Linked DNA regions of Mus musculus: region 2 is linked to region 1. Evidence: chromatin loops called from intact Hi-C (ENCODE). Cell type or tissue: left cerebral cortex. All regions are shown on one strand. Each heading gives the region's core, and the rest is flanking DNA. Links, peaks and the distances in the headings are about the cores only.

Evidence for each region. Hi-C counts contacts between places; a loop is a spot of excess contacts. Peaks named below come from ENCODE experiments on the same cell type or tissue, not always from the same donor. Only the 100,000 strongest peaks of a DNase experiment are listed, where the experiment ranks them.
Region 2: a loop joins it to region 1, with 6 times the contacts of the local background. A loop is called at or near these places in 5 of 42 quality-filtered maps.

The regions. Positions count from the first base shown.
Region 1 is chr5:120,604,541-120,607,443 of GRCm38, reverse strand. Iqcd (IQ motif containing D) reads right to left here. Exons shown (of 5, transcript NM_029408.2): 4 at 2,244-2,315; 5 at 331-809. The coding sequence ends at 459. Among named protein-coding and RNA genes, the nearest start is that of Rita1, 6.6 kb to the left of the region's middle. In left cerebral cortex, for the core only: CTCF peaks have their summits at 1,532 (motif pointing right) and 2,408 (motif pointing right); DNase peaks (open chromatin) are centred at 737, 1,547 and 2,413; H3K4me3 peaks cover 467 bases; H3K27ac peaks cover 435 bases.
Region 2 is chr5:120,549,175-120,552,077 of GRCm38, reverse strand. It overlaps Tpcn1 (two pore channel 1), which reads left to right. Exons shown (of 28, transcript NM_145853.2): 11 at 2,036-2,152; 12 at 2,463-2,587. Among named protein-coding and RNA genes, the nearest start is that of Tpcn1, 38 kb to the left of the region's middle. In left cerebral cortex, for the core only: a CTCF peak has its summit at 1,511 (motif pointing left); a DNase peak (open chromatin) is centred at 1,194.

The DNA of each region.
Region 1 (2,903 bases), core at 215-2,714:
GGGATGTCAGGGGTGTTGACATCCTTGCAGAAAGGGCTGTTAAGTTTCTATGGGAGAATTTTCAATTCGTGAAATTCTAGCAACTGGTACTTTTTAAAACTCATGGAACAGTCTGAGCACACAACCCCTCCCCCACCCCCCACCCCCCTGCTGCCCTCCTGACAGTTCAGCTAAGACTAGGGCCTCATTTTTCAATGAAGGTGTGGTAGGATGGGGATCCGAAGTTTGCGCCCTCCTCAGGATGTTGCGCCCACGGCCTCAGCCTCAGCCTGGGACAGACAGGTCTGTTGAAGGGTGAGCCACTGAGTGTGGTTTGAAACGGGTTTTGTTGTTTGTCTTTTTTAATTTAGCCATCATTAAAGCCAGGGATGGAAGGGCTGGGACAGAACAGGGGCTTGGTTGGGACCCGGTAGGGCGTGGTGGAAGCTGAACAGGGGCGGGGCCAGACCAGGATGTGGTCACTTCTTCTTGCCTTTGCCCTTGGCCTTGGGTTTCTTCTCCTTGGCCTTTTCTTCCTTGGGCTTCTCCTTGCCCTTCCCCTTGTCTTTGCCCTTCCCCTTGCCCCGCTTCTTCTTCTTGGACCTGAGTATGGAGCGCACCAGGTAGCCCTTCCACACCGCCTGGATGAGCGTGGCGGCTCTCACCATGCGCACCATCTCGCGCTCTGCCTCCACCCGCTTCTTGGAATTGATCTCGCTCTCGGCCCGGATCTGAGAGAACTCCTCCACCAGCACCGCGTGCCTTTCCCTCAGCTCCTCCAGCTGCAGCTTCTCCTCCTTGTGGATGCTCTCCAGGTCCTCGTATTCGTCCTATGCGAGGGGCATGGCTGGAGGTGCGCAGCACCCGGCATGGCCTCCCCGTTCCCCATGCCCGGCTTCCAGCCCAGCCAGGTAGGATACAGAGCCTGTCTGTATATTTATACCTGGGTTCGCTCCAGGAAAGACCCGGCTGAGCAGATCTCAGAAAGGAGGGAGGACCAAGGGTGGTGAGTTGTGCAAACCTATGTGCTTTTGTTCTTGTGTAAATGCACATGTGAATAAATGCAGTGTGTGTGTGTGTGTGTGTGTGTGTGTGTGTGTGTGTGTGTGTGTGTGTGACTATAGGTGGAGGCTGGTGGTCAAGGTCACGTGTCCTCCTCGGGCTCTCCACCCTACTTCCTGAGGCCAGGCTCTCTCACTGAACCTGGAGCTTGCTGATGTGACTGAGCTAGCTGGACAGCAAACTCCCAGGATCAGCCTGCCTGTGCCCTCCCCAGCACTGTGACCACAGGTGCACATTGCCGCCTTCACTTCTCACATGGGATGCAGGGGATGCGAACTTGGGTCCTCAGGTTTGCATGGCAAGCATCCTACTGAGCTAGCATCCCATCTGTTAGCTTCTCTCCACCTTTAGGAGAGCTCTGGTTTTCCTCACTTGAAACACTGGGACAATTCCAAATACCAGGGCCAGTTTCTGGGATCAAGAGACCTTCGGGTTTCAGTATGAACTGGTCCTTCACAGACACTTGGTTTGGAGACCTGGTACCCACTAGGTGGCGCTGTTGAGTAGTGACTGAATCGGGAAAGCTCCAAGCTCATCTCTGGGTTACCCAGTGGATGCATTGATCGCTAAACAGACAGGAGGAGAGCCCTTCCGGGAGGAAGTAGTTCGTGGAAGGGTAGTGGGGTGGGCCCTTAAAAAATATCTTCTTCTTGGTCCGAGTCGTCTTCTTCCTCCTCCTCCTCCTCCTCCTCCTCCTTCTCCTCCTCCTCCTCTCCCCCCCTCCCCCCCCCCGCTCTCTCCCTCTCCCTCTCCCTTTCCTCTTATTCCCAGCTACTCTGTGCCCTCCTTCCTCCTCCTCTCTATCCCTCCCTCCCACCAGCATCTACAGATCTATCAGGGGGCACAGCTCATGAGCGATGCCAGTTTGAAACCTTCAGACGACAGTGAGAACCGTCTCGATTCCCTGCTTTATTCGGGAGCCTGGCACCTGGACCTTTTGGGTGCAGAGTGATGTGGGGGTGGGGGAGGAGGGCTCGCCTGTGAACCGGGAGCAGGCAGGAGCTGAGCCGGGCTGTGAGAGGACCATGGGAGGTGGCTATTAGGTGGAGCCACGTGCTTCAGGATGAATCTGGATTTCAGCAGTTTCAGCTTCTCTCTTTCAAAGGGTCTCCAGGGGAGGAGTCTCATACCTAGGCCACCTTGAGCAGCTCCTACCCGACCCTCCCTCCCCCAATCCCTCAGGAGGAACCCCCGGCACGTACCTGCTTCTCGCCCATCTCCATGTCATATTTCTGGATCCAGTTCTCGATTTCTGTCTCCACTTTGTATTTTTTCTTAAAACAAAAACGTCCAGGCAGGGCCCTTTAAGTTGGCTCAGTAGGTGGTAGAGGCACTTAGGACTTAAACTAATTCTCTGGCGCCACAAGGGGGCAGCAGGGAGCTGATAGCAGGGTTCTCCCAATCTCCATACAGGCATTGTGGTACCTGTATGTCCATAGGTACATACACACACACACACACACACACACACACACACACACACAAACACAACATGCACACACACACAATAATAATCTTTTTTAAAGGGTGAGCTCCCAGCTGGAGGTGAGGCTCAAAACCTTTGCCTAGCACGATCCCCAGTACTTACAAATTAATTCAAAAAACATTTGGGGCTGGAGAGAGGGCTCAGCAGTTAAGAGCTCGAGTTTCTCTTCCAGAGGACCCAGGTTCAAGTCCTAGCTCACGAACCTCGGTAACTCCAGTTCCAGAGGATCCAGCATCTTCTTCTGGGCCTCTGACGACACTGCACACATGCAGTGCACAGACATACATGTAGGCAATACAACCGTGTACATAAAATCAGAATTGAGGATGCTGGTGAGATGGCTCAGCAGTTAAGAGCACTGACTGCTCTTCTGGAG
Region 2 (2,903 bases), core at 122-2,621, 55 kb after region 1:
TTGGTGGAAACACCATTAAGGAGAAGGCAAGTTCTGCCGTGGACCTCCTTTGCTAGCTGGGGGAGTTCTTAGCCTTTAGATCGCTGCTCTGTTCGTACATCCTGAAGGATTTCCTTAATAGCCACCAAGGCATTAGGTCAATGCAGAGGTGCACAGGAAATGGCTGTGAAGAACCGTAGCTAGTTTGTACTTAGGTCCTGGACCAGCCATGATCCAAGCTCTTCAGTCCCTGAAGGTCATCCTGTGGTCACGCAGGTGTGTGCTTTCTAGCAAGTTTTGGCCACAGCATGTGCAGACAGCCCCAGACCCCACAGGTCAAGGGGCTTGCTTCCCGAACCTCAGGCGGCTGTAAGCACCCAGAGACCCCTTTGCTTCTGGTTCACTAGCCGCACGTCGGGGTTTCTCGGCCCTTTTCTCAAGTGACTCGCAGAACTAGGGAGAAGTGTTTGCAGCTTTATCATAAAAGAATTGCCAAGGAGTTCAGATGGAGATTTGCGTGGGCACAGTGGACGCCCTCCTGCCCTCCCCACACGAGGCTCTCTGGAAGCACCCCAAACCCTGTTTTCACAAAGACTCCATCACACAGGCATGATGGGAGTGTGGACAGCCCCAGGAAACTTTAGGGAAAGAGGCCGGCATAGTGCTGCCAGGCTGACCGGGCAAAGCCTGTGCCTCTCAACATTCCCCTCAGGCGGGACTCTGGGATACCGATGGTCGGATGACTACAACGAGGGAAAGTCAGAGACTTTCCACGTGGCTGGCACCAAGTCAGAACACTAGAGAAGGCTTGGGCCTGGTGCTACGTGCCTATAACCCTGGCACATGGGAAGTGGAGCAGGGGGATAGCGAGTTCCAAACCAGCCATGGCTATATAGCGAGACTATGTCTCAAAATCTAAGAGAGAGGGCTCAGCAGGTAACGGCACTTTCCTACAAGCCTCACAGCCTGAGTAGGAAAGACAGACCCCCCCAAAGTTGTCCTCTGACCGCCCCCCCCACACACACACTGTAGCATGCAGAGGCATACACAGACACACACATACATGCATGTGTATGCATACAATAATTAGTTTTAGTAAGTTGGGGGGTTTTTTGGTACCCAGCCACACTCCTGTGCTTATTCTCATCTGTAGCTCATCTCTCCTTGGAGCGGTCCAGCCACAGAGCTGAGTAAATGTACGTACGACAGAGCTTGTCTGCCCACACACCCAAATGTCTTGCCTGTGCGGGCTATGGTAGAGACACACTCACCTTCCATCTGCATGGGAAGCAGTGTGTGTGAGGGTGTGTGTGTGTGGGTGGGTGTGTGTGTGTGGCGGGGGGGGGGGGGTGGCCTTAGAAGGATCAGGAGCACACACTCAGAACAGCTTTGAAAGACAGAGTGGAGAGATGGCTCAGCAGATAAGAAAACTGACTCTTCCAGAGGTCCTGCATTCAATTCCCAGCAACCACATAGCGGCTCACAACCATCTGTAATGGGACCTGATGCCCTCTTCTGGTGTGTCTGAAGACAGCGACAGTGTACTCATATACATGAAATAAATAAATCTTAAAAAAAAAAGAAAGAGTGTCACTCAGGTCTTCCCCACCCTCTGTCCCCCTCATTAATAAACTGATTTTGCTCTGGGGCAGTTCTAGAATGTTCCATTCCTGGCATGCAGGTTTTCTCCTCCCCACTATTCCTGGAGCCTTACCCGAAGCTGTGACTCACAGGAAAAGTAACCGTGGAAGGAGGAGGATGAGGCCCCAGGGTCGAAGTCCATGTGGCCTCTTCCCCAGGCCCTTCCTCTGGCCAGCTAGGGGCCAGCTATGGGGAAAGGGACAGGGCCCTGGGGAAAACCCAGCAATGGTGACTTCAGGAGAGAAATATACAAAGAGCAGCAGTTTCTTTCCTCAAGTACCCACCCCTGTCCCGAGCAGTGCAGCCCACCGTAGGCTTTCCTCAGTGAAAGCCCTGTATGGGGGACAGAGGGTGACCCCCGGATCCTGTAGGCTCACCTAGGGCGGCCAAGGACGCCATGCTTGTCCCTTTACAGCTCCTGGCCGTGGTGTTCGACACCTTCAACGACATTGAAAAGCACAAGTTCAAGTCTTTGCTGCTGCACAAACGGACCGCCATCCAGCATGCCTACGGCCTGCTTGCCAGCCAACGGGTAGGGCAGTGGGGGAGGGGTCACAGGGAGGGACTTCATTCTCTCCCCCCCCCCCCTTTGCTGCTGCACAAACGGACCGCCATCCAGCATGCCTACGGCCTGCTTGCCAGCCAACGGGTAGGGCAGTGGGGGAGGGGTCACAGGGAGGGACTTCATTCTCTCCTCCCCCCCCCCCCCCCGCCACCATTTTGGCTTGGCAGAGCTGGTGACCCTGTGGCTATTATGTTGCCTATGGGAGAAATGCAGGTCCCACCCCCAGGGACCCTGCCTCTCCCGTCCTACTGACTGCCTTCCCCTCCCTCTCTTGCAGAGGCCGGCTGGCATCTCCTACAGGCAGTTCGAAGGCTTAATGCGCTTCTACAAGCCCCGGATGAGTGCAAGGGAACGCTTCCTGACTTTCAAGGCCTTGAACCAGAGCAACACGCCTCTGCTCAGGTAAGAGCCGGGTACCAGGGGCTGGGGGGCTGGAGAGATGGCTCAGCGGTTAAGAGCACTGACTGCTCTTCTGAAGGTCCTGAGTGCAAATCCCAGCAAGCACATGTGACTCACAACCATCTGTAATGAGATCTGATGAGCTCTACTGGTGTGTCTGAAGACAGCTACAATGTATTTACATATAAATAAATAAACCTTTAAAAAAAGAGAGAGAGAGAGCGCGAGAGAGTTGGGTACCACGTCGTCGGGGCCACACAGCCAGACCTTACTGTCCTGTAGCAAAGAGGTTCTGGGCATTAGGAGGTAGGTGCAGGGA